Linked DNA regions of Homo sapiens: region 2 is linked to region 1. The links are chromatin loops, found by intact Hi-C in ENCODE. Cell type or tissue: endothelial cell of umbilical vein. All regions are shown on one strand.

Evidence for each region. Peaks named below come from ENCODE experiments on the same cell type or tissue, not always from the same donor. Only the 100,000 strongest peaks of a DNase experiment are listed, where the experiment ranks them.
Region 2: it touches region 1 in a loop (2.5-fold over the local background); 3 of 110 quality-filtered maps call a loop at or near these places.

The regions. Positions count from the first base shown.
Region 1 is chr3:30,223,364-30,231,363 of GRCh38, forward strand. No RefSeq gene overlaps it. Among named protein-coding and RNA genes, the nearest start is that of LINC01985, 290 kb to the right of the region's middle. In endothelial cell of umbilical vein, no CTCF peak of the experiment used is centred here; a DNase peak (open chromatin) is centred at 4,778; H3K27ac peaks cover 1,278 bases.
Region 2 is chr3:30,701,680-30,709,679 of GRCh38, forward strand. No RefSeq gene overlaps it. Among named protein-coding and RNA genes, the nearest start is that of TGFBR2, 99 kb to the left of the region's middle. In endothelial cell of umbilical vein, no CTCF peak of the experiment used is centred here; a DNase peak (open chromatin) is centred at 3,822; H3K27ac peaks cover 720 bases.

The sequences.
Region 1 (8,000 bases):
ATTTCCATCAGTGCTCCTGGGTAACCAGGTCCCTTGTCAATGAGCAGTAGTATTTTGAAAGGAATCATTTTTTTTTATAGCAGTAGGTCTTAACAGTGGGCTTAAAGTACTCAGCAAACCATGATATAAAGGGATAAGCTGTCATCCAGGCTTTGTTGTTCCATTTATAGAGTGCAGGCAGAGTAGATTTAGCATAATTTAAAGGGCCCTAGGATTTCCAAAATGGTAAATGAACTTTGGCTTCACCTTAAAGTCACCAGCTGCATTAGCCCCTAACAAAAAAGTCAGCCTGTCATTTGAAGCTTTGAAGCTTGGTTTTGACTTCTCCTTTCTAGCTATAAAAGTCCTAGATGGCATCTTTTTTCAATGTAAGGCTGTTTTATCTACATTGAAACTCTGTTGCTGGGATGGCATCTTCATCATTCATCTTAGCTAGATCTTCTGCAGCTTCTTCACCTGACACATGCTGCTTCACCTGACACTTTTATGTTATGAAGATGACTTCCTTAAACCTCATGAACCAGCCTCTACTAGCTTCAAACTTTTCTTCTTCAACTTCCTTACCTTCCTTAGCCTTCATAGAATTGAAGAGAGTTAGGGTCTTTCTCTAGATTAGGCTTTGGCTTAAGGGAATGTTGTGGCTGGTTTGATCTTCTAATCAGACCTCTGAAACTTTCTTCTGATCAGCCATAAGACTTTGTTATCATTCATGCATTCACTGGAGTAGCACAGTTAATTTCCCGCAAGAACTTTTCCTTTGCATTCATTACTTGGCTAACTGTTTGGTGCAAGAGGCCTAGGCTTTTGACATACCTTCCTCACTAAGCTTAACCATTTCTAACTTTTGATTTAATGTGAGAGATGTGTGACTCTTCCTTTCATGTGAACACTCAGAGGCCATTGTAAGGTTATTAATTGGTCTAGCTTCAATATTGTTGTGTCTCAGGAAATAGGGAGGCTTGAAGAGAGGGAGAGAGGTGAGGGAATGGCTGGTTGGTGGAGAAGTCAGAGTACATAGCATTTATTCAGTTTGCCATCTTCTATGAATGTGTTTTGTGATGCCCCAAAAACAGTTGCAATAATAAATCCAAGATCACTGATCACGTATCACCATAGCAGATATAATAATGATTAGAAAGTGTGAAATATTGTGGGAATTACCCAAATGTCACACAGAGACACAAGGTGAACACATGCTGTTGGAAAAATGGTGCTGATAGACACAGGCTTGCCACAAACCTTCAATTTGTAAAAAACTCAATATCTATGAATCAAAACAGAAGTGAAGTGCAATTAAACAAGTTATGCCCGTATTTCATTTACTGTAAAATTAGTAACACTATCCTTATATTCTCTTAAGTTGTACCTGTGTCCATTTACACTTTTACTCTTTTGTAATTATTGTAAGTGTACATAAGCATTTTCATTTACCAGCAGAGGAAACGGATCCTCAGAGATGGTAAAAGTGGCAAGTGCAGCAACACATACTTATCAATGGGTGATTGGTTTATTTTGGACTGCATGTTCTCACATGCTCACTCTGTTTTATCAGAGCACTTTTTCTTGACTCAACTAAAATGCCAAGAGCAGCCAGACAGTCAAATAGAAATATTTGATTATTTGACTGTTAATATTTTCTTTCATGGCCTAAGTGTTAATGACACCACAGATGAAACTGGAAAACTATTTGCCTGGGTTTTGGATGGTATTCAGTATTCTCAGCCCTGTGATGATGAAGGTAATGTGGGAAAGTTGAGGTGTGAGTGCAGTCCTGCTAATTAGATGCAGTCTGGATACTGGAATGTGATTGAGTACCGTTGACATACACATCACATCACTGATACCGTACTTGCCATCTCCTTTTCTTTCAGCTCTTAGATATGTCTTGGCAAATTATCAGTGCTGAAAAGAAGCATTTGAAAGCCAAAAGGAAGCTCAAGTGCAACAATATGGATTTAAGGAATCTGAAATGGCAACCACAAAGAAATTCTTCTAACAGTTTTTGAAGCTTGTTATTTCTTTAGCAACATGTCCTTCTTGTAGCCTTTGTGAGATCAAAAGAAGTATTAAAATCAAAGAGGCTTCCTCGATGTTTTATAGGGACTTATCACATAAAATGTGTTTTAGAATGGCAATGACGGACTTTTCCAGTTACTCAGAGATAAAAAAGATGCTCCAATGTCAAATGGAAAGCTGGAAAGAGAATTTAGGGCACTCAGAAAATTTCACTCTCTGCCTTCTACATAAGCCTGCCTAGTGAAAAGCTAGAAGGCAGAAACATGATGGAAGACACACCAGTGTGTCGTCCCCTGAGCCCCAGATCATACTTTGGTTGTCTTATATTTGCAGGCTATTCCAAGAGATGGTTAGATCCCAGGCTGACTCTCTGGAGTGAGTACATTATAGCATGATTGTGAAGAATGTGAGTTTTTGACCCAGCTCGGTTGCTTATGAGCTCTGTGACCTGGGGCAAGTTTTATATCCTCTGTTTTCTTCCCACATATAAAATGGCTGTCACCTACTTAATTGCCATTCCTATCCCCCATCTTAGTTGGGAGAGCCTTGCTCCCACTCAACAGATTGACAGTGCTGTTATTCACTTTACCAGCTTCCTTTGCACTGAGAACCTGAGCATGATTCAGTCCAGTGAAATCTAGTGAGATCTCAGGGAAAGGCGCTTAGAGACATCTAAGATGTGAGAGGAAACTCTCCTTTTCTTTGCCAGTCACTGTAATCCCATGATGATGTAGCCACCTGGTAACTATGATAGATAACGGTGAGAAGGAAGCAAATATAAAAACGGTGACTTATTGGAGAGTTGTAAAGACCCTAGATTCTTTTGTTTTTCTTCTATTTATTTTATTTTATTTTATTTTCCCCCCACTCCCCTAAATTCTTAATGACATTCATAAATTACTGCACCAGCTCTGGCATATTCCCCTCTCCTGTCATCTTCTTCTTCTTATAAGAGACAATAATGGTCCTTAATGTTACACCAGTTTTAGCTAGGTCTTCTGTAACTATAGCTGAAAAGATTATAAGAGATACAGTAATTATTACTTACCCAGTTGTTGTGAGGGTTAAAGAATATAATGCATCTGAAATACAATACATTCAAATACAAGTCTTGACATATGTACATATAGCTCTAGATAAATAATGGATGATCTTTATACTAAAAAAAGCTATTTCTCAAGTCTGATCATTGCCCACCTCCATTAATATTGGCTTTGTTTTGTGTCTCACTCTATTGCAACTTGTCAGGATCACCTCTATCTTAAGATTTCATGAGGTTGACATGACCAGATTTTGTTTTTCTTTACATGCACCAGTATTTCTTCATCCACCATTGCCCAGTGCACAGCTAGAGTAACCTAAACTTTATTTAGTTTCACTTCCGTCCCACATACTGGTAAAAGTGACAACAATTTTCCAGTGATCTTGAGACATCTTCCAGAGTGTCTCACGTGTGCTTCCCGAAAAGTCCTGGCCCTTCTCAATGTCGACTGCCAAGACCTCAGCTGCTGATAAGCAGCCGGGAAATAATTGCCTATGTTACCCACTATGGTCACCTCCCTCTTGGCAATGCCACCTCTGCTGGTGGCCCTGCCTGTACCAAACACCTCTGCTGGAATGCTCAGCATGTCAAAGTGGTACACGGTGGGTTACTCAGGATGCTAAAGCCACGACTATTTTGTGCACAAATGTGGGCTTCATGTTTCTCCCTATTTTGTGTCACATTTAGACATATGAATCTCAAAATAGTTTTACTAAGAGCCCAACATCTTAAGGAATTTTAATTAAAATAAACGTTAAGACCTTTATTTTTTGGCTTTTCTCCACCTGCTAGCCCTTTCACTTTTCTAGACTTAAACCCCTTTTCTAGACTTAATTCTGGGCCTAGGAACAGGAGAGGCAATCATCATATCTCATATAGAGTTTTCTCTTCATGTCTATTAACTAAGGATTGGCTGGTGGACCAAATTTGTCTGCTTGCTTGCTCTCTCTCCTCTAATTTCCCACAGGCAAATATAATTTGGGCCACCTTTACAACCAAACTTCTAGTTATTTTCAGATTCATGTGAAACCCAACCCTGCACAAATCTTGGGTTTAATTTGGGATCTTCATTCTGCTTTCACCAACTACCTAAAACCATCAAGCAGGAAGACCTGTCATAAAATTTTTTCCCACCTTTTGTCATTGAGGACATATTTTATCAATTCAGGCTAAAGATAATATTACTTTGCCCTCAAACTTCAGAGTGTTTTACTCCAAATGATAATAAACTCTAGAGACATACTTAATTCAATGCTTAAAAACCTAAGTGTCCTAAAGTGACCCAAGGGTTGGCCTAAATCCATCACACTGCAGGACAAAAGGAAATTCTTGTTATTTGATCTTTTGTGAAAACAGAGCAGCTGATCTACCATTCCTCTCTAACTTAGCATCACTTTTTGAGCAAATGAAAAGTTATCTATCAAACTTCTGTTTTTCTTCAGAGTTTAAAATTCTAGAGACTGGAACCATTTTCTACCTTCATCATTTTAACTTTCCAAGAAGTCTGTTTAGTGACTTTTCTTTGAAATGTCTTCATGCCCTTACATGCCTCCTGATCAGATAAAGGGACTCCACTTGCTTTGATCTTTCTTTGTAAGTCCTACTTTCTTCTGCTTTTATAGTCATCATTGTCCTCTTCCTGCACCTTCTCTAGTATTTCTGTTCTGAGTATAACTGATTGCGAAAATCTTATGTTTATCTTCCTCATGAAGGGTCAGCCAATGCCAATAAAAGCAAAAATTATCTTCATGAGGAAATGACTAAGCAATAACTTAGTAGCTTCTCATATCTTTCGACCAGACAACATTTCAACTCTCAGAAGAAAACTTGGTGGGGATATGCATGCAGGAACCATTCTTAAAAAAAAAAAATCTATTGTGTAACAAAATTAACTCTGGACTCATATAGGTTCAAAGCCCTAAGAAAAAAATTAAAGCAAAAAATCTCTAGGGCATTTTCAAAATCACTCACAGAGCAAACTCTCCTTAGAATAGTTGTCTTTATGGCCAGGATTGGGTCTATAATCCCAGTACTGTGGGAGGCCGAGGCAGGCAGATAGGTTGAGCCTAGGAGTTTGACACCAGCCTGGGCAACATAGGAAGACCCCATCACTACCAAAAAAAAAAAAAAAAAAAAAAATTATCTGAGCATGGTGGTGTGTGCCTTTAGTACCAGTAACTCAGGAGGCTGAGGTGTGAGAATCGCTTGAGCCCGGGAGGCAGAGGTTGCAGTGAGTTGAGATCACACCACTGCTCTCCAGCCTGGGAAACAGAGTGAGACCTAGTCTCAGATAAATAAATAAATAAATAAATAGTTGATGTTTTATAACATATTTCTCTTGCTGTACAGTTGGCTTTCTCTTATTGCCACAGAGTGATTTGATTGTGACAATTAAGTTACATATTCTACAGAACTGGTTTGTAGAAATAAATGAATAGGAGCAGTAAAAGAAAGAAATAGTAACATTGGAATAGCCAAGAAAGTTATACATGTAAAGATGGGTTGGGTGTTGGTTAAGCAACCATGTGAAGTCCAGACATTTGGAGATTAGTCAATAGGATAAAATTTTCATATCAAAACACTTTTCATAAAATTTCAGGGCTTTTCTGCTAAACTGAAGATCCAATAGGAAGGGATACCCACTACTCAATTTTTTTTCCTTCTTTCTGTGATCTCAAGTTTAACTGAAGTGGAAACATTAAGAAGGAACAAGCTTATAAACAAAACAGGCAATGACCTCTAGAAACAGTGGAACTTAAATATGCAAATTCCATGAGCTGTTCCCACAGGAAAGCGACTTTGCATCAAAATAAAGAAAATTTATGATGAATATGGGATGCTGTAAATTTGGGATGGATAACTGGTTTCAATAGAATTAAATTATTAACAGCAAGATTACCTATTCAAATTATAAAATTATATTTATTCAAGCCTATTTATGGGGATATTCATGAAATATGGAATTAAATATATTTTTACATAAACTAAACTAAAAACAGAAGCCTACCTATCATCAAATGGTATCTCACTGTCATATTATTGGAACATAGGTTCTAGCAGCTAAGGTATTTTTTTGTATTTATATATTAAATAATTCATAAATCTTTGTTTTGTTTTGTTTTGTTTTTGAGATGGAGTCTCGCTCTGTCACCCAGACTAGAGTGCAATGGCGTGATCTCGGCTCACTGCAACCTTCGCCTCCCAGGTTCAAGCAATTCTCCTGCTTCAGCCTCCTGAGTAGCTGGGACTACAGGCACCCGCCACCATTCCCGGCTAATTTTTGTATTTTTGGTAGAGACAGGGTTTCATCATATTGGCCAGGCTGGTCTCGAACTCTTGACCTTGTGATCCGCCCGCCTTGGCTGCCCAAAATGCTGGGATTACAGGCATGAGCCACTGCACCGGGCCTAATAATTAATAAATCTTATAAAATGTTTTAGATCAACATCTTATTCCTTGATTAATTTCTATGAATAAGAGAAAGGACTAGCATTGTTAACCATGTTTAAAACTGGAAATACCAAACCTCAGAGAGACTATGCAATTGTCCAATGTTACTATAACTTAAGTCAGCCAAGGGAACTGAAGCTAATTCCAGATGTACCAACTATTCAGTTAAAAAACAAAAACAAAAACATGAACCTAGCCCCATTAAAATGTAAGTTTTACCATTTTGTAAAAATTCACATTTTCAATAAAAGACTTACTCTCATAGATCTTTTGATATATCATTTTTGTTTAGACCAACAGTGCTGCACTCACACAAACACCTTCCCATTTCAACTTATTCATCTGAGAAGAATATCTCAACCAAAAGCCAGTCAAATTTGAAAAGGCAGAGAGAAAAGGCATAATCAAGGAAGAATTTTATATTTTGTCAATATTTTTTAAGCACTAAGGAATAGCTTTAGTTGCTGAAATAATAAAAAATAATAAATGATCACAGAGACTAAACAAGAACAGGTGATTCCTTTACTGTTTAAAGAGATCAGAAAGCAAATGGTTTCTTTGACTCAAGCAAGTCCATCTCTCACGTATGAAACTCTTAACTGTGACTACAGAGAAACATAATAAGCAAATCATCCAAGTAACAATAATCTAATCATATTCCCTTCTCCAAAATTCTACATGCCTGCCTACACACACGGAGCCCAGCTGTCTTTGAGGCGAATAAATAATACTTGAAGGTCAAGTGAAATTTTTCTATCTAGCAATGTCAGACAGAAAATAAAAGATCACTGCTCAGATGTTCCTTTATAAATGTCCCTGCTTCTCCTCATGATGCTAACAATGACCCAAATCTTTATTTCACATAGCTGTGGACATGCCAACATGGTTGTATTCTACCCTATGAGTGATTTCTTTCTTCACTTAGCTAAAGAACAAAAAAAGAGAGAAAAACATAAATCAACTAAATAATCCATCAACCATTTAATGGACATTGACGAAGTGCCTCCAACGTGCCAGGCACTGTGCTAGCATCTGGGAATAAGAGGAATAAAACCAACCTGGATGTTCTAATGGCTCAAAGTGTAGCTGAATATCCTATCAATGAAATAAACTGTGCAGCACTGTGATAAGAGTCACAGTGATACCATGAACAAGATCTAGACATGAGTGAAAAACAATCTTCCTTTGCAAAGTGAACAAAAGGTTTTCACCAAAAACTCCTTAACTCAGAGATTCAGATTTTTTCTTTTACTTTTTTTAGGTAGATAAGGAGATGGCACATTCCAGGCAAAGGGAAGAGCTGGGCACATGGATAAATGATAATATGGGGTTTTGGGGACCTATGAGCAGTTTGGGTTGACTGGATTTGGAGAAGAGAAGAAACAATGTGAAAGGCCAGAGTACAAATGGAAGGAGATGCTCCAGTAATGAAGAATCTTTAACTGCAGTCTGTGGAAGACCATGGAAAATTATAGCAGGGTGCTGGAAAAAT
Region 2 (8,000 bases), 480 kb after region 1:
AGGCTTCTAAACCTGACCTGAACTAATGTGAGGCTACTTTTAAGTCTTTATTTACCACACTTACGGTGCATATTTTTATGTTATATACCAGAAATATTAGTATGACTGATTATGGGAGTGTTACCTACTTCGTGCTGCAGGGTATCACATGTTGGGACTCAGAAAATGATACCCTGAAATATACTGCTTTGAACTTCCAACTGAGAGGACCTGAGGAGCAGCAAATGCTGAGTTCCTTATTTGACTAAGAGAATTTCCTTCAGAAGGCATTAAATTGTCTTGCCCCACCCCACCCTTCATCCCCATAATTTCATCAAACAGATGAGACTAACTCATAGGAAAGAAGATTGAAGCTGACTCCACACTTGGAGCTCATACAAACTTTTTCCCAGGCTATTGTCTGTTCTTCAAGCCCATTCACCTCCCCTAAAAATCATGTATTCTTCCTCAAAAATTGTCTATTATCTTCCACTTCCCTTTCCCCCATGAAAAGTGTTGAGGCTTATTCTGAGCCAATATGAGTGACCATGGCCTGAGAACCCAATATGAGTGACCATGGCCTGAGAACCATCTCAAGAGCTCCTTCAACAGTTGTGACTGAGCTTGTCAGGTTGCAGTTTGGTTTTATATATTCTAGGGAGACAGGAATTATAGGTAAAATCATAAATCTATATATAGAAGGTATACATTGGTTCAGCCTAAAGGGGTGGGATATCTTGAAGGCAGGGTGGAGGGGATGCTTACAGATCATAGGTAAATTCAAAGATTTTCTGATTGGCAGTTGGTTGAAAGAGTTAAGTTTTGTCTAAAGACTTGAAGTCAGTAGAAACAAAAATGCTTGAGTAAAGATAAGGGGGGTTGTGAGGGCCAAGGTTTTTGGTATGTAGATGAAGCTTCATAGATCACAGTCTTCAGAGAGAATAGAAGATAAATGTCTCTTTTCAGACTTTAAAGGTATCAGACTCTCAGTTAATCTCTCCTAGATCCAAGAAAAGCCTAGAAAGAGAAGGCCTGACTCCATTAATGGAGATTCTCTACAGATGCAAATTTCCCCCACAAAAGATGGCTTTGCAGAGCCATTTCAAAACATGTTAAAGAAAAATAAAGTAAAATCTGTTTATTTCCTTCAGGGTCTGCTATCTGTCATGTGCCATGACATGCTATACCAGTCAGGTTGGAATTGGTGTCTTATTGCCATAGTCTGTTTACTCAGTCTTATGATCTCTATTTTAATGTTAATGCTGGTCAGTTGCGCCTAAACTGCAAAGGGTGGGAGTATGATGAGGCATATCAGACCTCCATTCCCATCATAGCTGGGAATTCAGTTTTTCAGGTTTCTCTGGGTTCTCCCTGAACTAGAGAGGGTCTGTTTAAAGCTGCATTTGCAAACATTATGACAGTGAGACAAATCTAGCATGGCTGATTCCAACTTGCTTCTAGCCTCACATGCTGGCTGTTTTTACCCATTCTTGGCTATAGGCCAAGCTAACCATGAAAGGGGACTGAATTCTGCTAAGATCTACTTTCTGTAGTCCACTACTGCTCAGGAGTCACGTGGCTGGAGGTCACAAGATTTGTGACTTATTGCTCCTTTAGATAACATCACTATTGTAGAAACTAAATTGGCCTTTTGAGATGTTTTTTAGACTTTTGTGTCCTGGCAACCACTGACCCCACCCAGACTCAGGACTCAACTGGTCCTGTGGCCCTTCACCCAGAGTGCCCCTCCAGCACACAAGGACTATTTTCCATGCCCCTGTGATTGCATCCCCAGCTAATCAGCAGCACCCATTCATTAGTCCCCTGTCCACCAAACTATCTTTGAAAAACTAACCTCTGAGCCTTTAGTGAGGCTGGTATGAGTGACAACTGCAGTTCTCCTGTGTGGTCTGCCTCATGTCAGTTAAACTATTTCTTTACTGCAATACCACAATCTCAGTGAATTAATTTTGTCCATGTAATGGGCAGGAAGAACCCACCAGGCGATTACATGTTTAGTTAGCTGAGGGGGCTTAGGATTTTATTTTTGGTTTATAAGAGGGGATTTAAGCTTCAATCATCTGAATTGTCTTTGAGTTTTCATACTTTTTGTGACTCTGTGCACTTTCATCTTAATACATTTGTATGCCTTTTCTCCTGTTAATCTGTCTATTATCAGTTTATTTCAGCCGACTCAATTATCAAACCTTCAGAAGAGAAGTGTAAGCTTCCCTGCACACATAATATGTACCATATTATCTTTTGGAAAGTTCTCCAAAATTCTAGCTTTCCAAACCTATCTTATTCTAGGGATTTGAGATAAGGCTTGGGATATATATATATATATATATATATGAATTAGAAAGTTTCTTTTTCATGGTATTTCTTCATGTGCCCATTACAGGGACAGAAAAGATAATTTTTCCTCTACCCTTGTAAATTCTCAGCTGGGGCCTCAATATAAAAAGACAGATTAACAAAAGAAAAACAAATAGAAGTTTATTAACATGTATACAGTGACTTTTTCTGTAACCTCTGCCTCCCCCCCTCCCACCATGTTTATAGACCCCTGCATTTAAACCATCTGGGACTTCAGGTTTTAAACACGAGCTGGCTGAATCTTCTTGCTTGGTACCCTGCAATAAATGTATACATGGGAGACACCCAGGGACAAATGAGGAACTCTCAAAGAGATAGTTTAGAATTCAAGCATAAATACTATCTTCAGCTAAAGACAAAACAGAGAATGGTGTCAGGGAGGACGAGGTAACTAGGAAAAGTACAGTAAAGAAGAGTAAGTTTTGTAATGCAGATGTAAGTCAATACCTTCCCCACTGCTAAGAGCCTCTAGTGATTTACCCATCTTTCTCTTTCTTATACAGAGAGGGAGACACACTTAAAAAATTGAGATTTACTTTATAAATGCAAATTTCCCATAGAAAAGGGTTTACTTCTCCTTTATTTTCAGAGCTTCTCCTGTGTCTGCTGTTTCTCAAAATAATTCTGCTAAAGAGGCATATTTTGGGGTGTCATATTCTGGTCTCCTATATCATTCACGCTAAATCATGGGGCAGGATGATTTTCCGTTAAAGCTGAATACCAGGGAAGGCTTTTTAAAATTTCAAATGCTTGTGCTTCTGAACATCAAGAGGCAATCTGTGAAGAGATTCAAAGCAAGAAAGAAGACAGGAAACATAAGAACAAAGCTTCTTGTTTCCCCATCACCAAGTCTAGTTAAAATTTTCCAGTTGAAGGGAGACCAAGGAACTAAGATGAGATAAGATGTTCATGGGGCTGAGGGACAATGTGCTGCAGACTTGAAGGAACCATGCAGAATGAAGGTAAGTCATCATCCAGGGAACAGCCAGCCCCCACTGGAGTGGCACTTTATACTGTCAGCCCATGGGAACACCACGGATACTAAGTCAGAAACTCTAAAACTTCTGGATCCATTCAAGTGAGAATCATGTCGCTTGTGCCAAAGAATGACATCAATAGTCTTTCATACTAGCAACTGGTAAGAAGCGCCCATCCATAGCAGCCTACTGCCTACTTAATGTTAATCAGTACTGGCTCCAGTGGCCCAAGATAATTTTCTCAGGCCTTGACTGTTATGAATTAACCTAACTCAATTTTGCCAGTCAAAATTATCAGATTCATTTGGTTATCAGTAGTTTCAAATGCTTAGAAGCAGACTAAGGATACAAGACTCCTCCCAAAAACCTCCCCAGCAGGCTTCACTGAAAACAATCTCAGATTGCAAAGAAAGGAGTCACACAACTGAGACAGAGCAGGGACCCCTCTTAAAGGCCTGCAGCCCACCCCTCACCACCAAAGCGTGATAATAAGGGAATATTTTGACTTCCTTTAAGGGAAATTCCATACACCTAGTTAGCCCTGGGAAGTAAATGAGCGATTTGATAAGCAAGAAGACAAAAGTAGCTTAAAACAATAGCTAAAGCAGTTAGCATCACAAGATGTTTTGTTCCCTATAGAAATTAAAGATAACATTTTAACCTCTCTTCCTGAGTTGGTTTACAGAAATCCAAACTCCCACCAAACGGATCCATTGGCACATAGAACTCAGATAAGGGGCAATTGAGGACTGAACTCCGATCACCATTCTTCGTTCTAAATTTCTTCCCGAGGGAGGCAGTTAAACCCATGAGCTAAAGCTAACATTCTTTTCTGCTGATCCCAAATTTTAGACAAAGCTTTGCTTCTTAACCAATCACAATTCAGAAAGTCTTTGAATCTACCTATGACCTAGAGGCCCTGCTTCAAGATGTCCCACATTTTTAGTCAAACCAATGTATAGCCTCAATGTATTGATTTATGACTTTTTCTGTAACCTCTGCCTCCCCATCTTTATAAACTCCTACCTTTAAACCATCTCAGAGTTCAGGTCTTAAACATGAGCTGCCTGAATCTTCTTGCTCAGTACCCTACAATAAATACCTCATTTTCTCTCATCTCCATCCCAGTGTCACTCTTTGGCTTTGCTGCACTGGATTAGCAGACCCCGGTTTGGTTTTGTTGGGTACAGGCCCCCAAATCTGGCCATAAACTGGCCCCAAAACTGGCCATAAACAAAATCTCTGCAGCACTGTGATATGCTCGTGATGGCCTTGACGCCCATGCTGGAAGGTTGTCGGTTTACTGGAATAAAGGTAAGGAACACGTGGCCCACCCAGGGAGGAAAACCGCTTAAGGCGTTCTTAAACCACAAACAATAGCATGAGTGATCTGTGCCTTAAGGACATGTTCATGCTGCAGGTAACTAGCCAGAGCCCATCCTTTTATTCAGCCCATCCCTTTATTTCCCATAAGGAATACCTTTAGTAAATCTTATTATGACTGGCTTGCTGTCAATAAATATGTGGGTAAATCTCTGTTCGGGGCTCTCAGCTCCGAAGGCTGTGAGAGTCCCTGATTTCCCACTCGACACTCTATATTTCTGTGTGTGTGTCTTTAATTCCTGTAGCATTGCTGGGTTAGGGCCTCCCCAATTGAGCTGGTCTTGGCAGGTTTGATAATACAACCTTTACCACAACCTCAAGGAAGTTCCAAGTCTCTCTCTTTAGGTACCATCACCAGACCTCACACCTGAGACAAGAGCAACAATATTCTAAAGTTAGGAGGCAGCAACTTTACAGTTGGTGTTCAACAACCAGAATTTAGTAAATTAGTACCTGGACATTGTTTCAGAAACAAGCTTCAAATGCCATTGTAAAAGATCTGGATGTCTGAGCTAGCTGGATTCTATTCACCTGAAGATGGAAGGGATCTTCACAATATTTTTAGTCCATCCACATATTGCTATAGTTTGGATTTTTGTCCCCCAAACCTTATGATAAAATTTGATCCCCAATGTCAGAGGTGGGGCCTAATGGAAGTGTTTGGATGATGGGGGCAGACCTGTCATTAATGGCTTGGTGCCATCTTCATGATAATGAGTGATTTATTACTCTATTAGTTCCAGTAGGGAGCTGGTTGTTTATTTTAAAAAAAGGGATGGAAATGCCCCTCTCACTTGCTTCCTCTCTTACCTTGTGATCTCTGCACATGCCAGCTTGCCTTCACCTTCTGCCATGGGTAGAAGTAGCCTGAGGCTTCACAAGAAGCAAATACTGGCACTATCCTTCTTGTACAGCCTGCAGAACTGTGAGCCAAATAAACCTCTTTTCTTTATAAATTACCCATTCTCAGGTACTCCTTTATAACAACACTAACGTGGACTAAGACATACACCTTGAACACCAGTAATTTCAACAATGAGCACTTATTTGCATATCCATCATGATAATTGACAAAACCTCCACTATTGATATATAAAGGTAGGTGAAATGCTTGTAGTTACAGTCTCTGAAGTGTGACTTTTAATATACTAACTCACCATCCATAGAGTAATTTTTGAGATTGGGCAGCCATGCATCCTAGTAATGTGCATTAAAGCCATCATACACACACATATATATCAAATGCATGTGCTATACTATTTGAAAGTAAGTTATAGACTATAATTTATTAACTGAGGTCCTGTGTGGGTAACCTGCTTTTCAGTTTCCCAGAGCACTCAGAAGCCCTTCAAGTTAGAGGGTGGAGCACTGGATATCTAGAAGGATAATGGTGATGATATTTAGGTGAAATCTTCCCAGGTCCTCAAACTTCACAGTTGAACATGTTGGGAACTGAATGCAATCAGAAGAAAATCTCCTCCAAAACCAGGAAAGAAGTATATTATCTTCCATTCTTTCTGGTCAGGGAACAGACCCTACATTTGGGACAGAGCTCGATTTGTTGGAATATTTTTTCACTATAGCTCCCCTATGGACTACGCTGAGTCATGCTTTCTGCAACAAATGTCTCCATTGTTGGCACAATGGTCCAAGAAAAAGCTGTTAATGTGGCCATACCTTGTGGTTTTGTTTTATGAGACACGTAATCGTGTTAATTTGTTTTATGAGACAGGTAATTGTGTTAATATACAGATATTGTGTTAGAAAATTAAACCATTCATATACAAGTATTGTAAGAAATTAAACTATTTATGTTATATATTTTCACTAATTGATGTTAAATGTGGTTTCTTAAAATGTTAATATGAAATTAATAACTTAAATATAGAACATTCAAAATTTTATAAGGCAACAATATAGAAGTGATTAAGTAAAAAGATTATATGTCTTACATATGCATCTGTTGGGGCTCAGAAAATGATATCCCCCAAATTAAAGTATCAGAAGCAGTCTCAGAATCAAAGTTTCTCTCTGACCTTCTGCCTTCCTATCTCTCAGCCTCATTCTCTTCCAAGACAAATCATAGAAACCAGAATCTCTTTTCCCCAAAGTCAGCTATGAAGTTTAAAATTGTTACTCTAACTCTCCCCACCCACTTCCTTCCATGTAGGAAATGGCCATAAAGAAGGTGTTTCATCTACCTTGTTTGATTATGAGTCATAACACCCCTATTCCAGAATTCTGCCCTATGACAGAAGGAAATGAATTTCCTCCAATCAGTCTATTACTATTAGATCATACATTTTATTGGCCAATCACATTTCTACTCAGCTGTCCCTGCTTCACAGAAGCTAAATATAAAATAAGATAGTTTTCCCTGTGTATTAGTCAGGATTCTCCAGAGGAACAGAACTAATAGGATATATGTACATGGGAAAGGGAGTTTATTAATGAGAATTGACTCACACCATCACAAGGTGAAGTCTCATGATAGGTCATCTGCAAGCTGAGGAGAAAGAAAGCCAGTAGTGGCTTAGTCCAAGTCCCAAAGCCTAAACAGTAGGGAAGTCGACATGACAATGCAACCTTCAGTCTGTGGCCGAAGGCCTGAGAGCCCCTGGCAAACCACTGGTGTAAGTCCAAAGGCCAAAGAACCTGGAGACTGATGTTCAAGGGTAGGAAGCATCCAGCACAGGAGAAAAATGAAAGCTGGAAGACTCAGCAAGCCAGCTTATTCCACTCTCTTCCACCTGCTTTTTCTAGCCACACTGGCGGCCAGTTGGATGGTGCCCACCTACATAAAGGGTGGGTCTTCCTCTCCTAGTCCACTAATTCAAATGTTAATCTCCTCTGGCAACACCCTCACAGACAAACCCAGAAACAATACTTTGCGTCCTTCAATCCAATCAAGCTGACACTTAATATTAACCATTATACCCTATATCATTTGGTCATTTAACCTGGAGCCTCCTGTGTCATGTAAAACTTAGATTAAATAAATCTGTTATGCTTTTCTCTTGTTAACTTGTCCTTTGTAATAGGGGTGTTGGCTATTACTTTTAACATCCTCAGGAAATGCATCACACCTTTCTGTTCCTACATATCTATGCTTGTTATTTTATCGTTTCTGTATTTCTGTGTGCTAGATTGCTTCCCATTTCCCTTTTTCCACCATCGTGAATAATGCTGCAATTAATATTTTCATATAAGTTTGCTATGTTTTATTTTTCCTTAAGATATACTATAAGAGATTATGAGTATTTTTATGATACTTACGGTCTC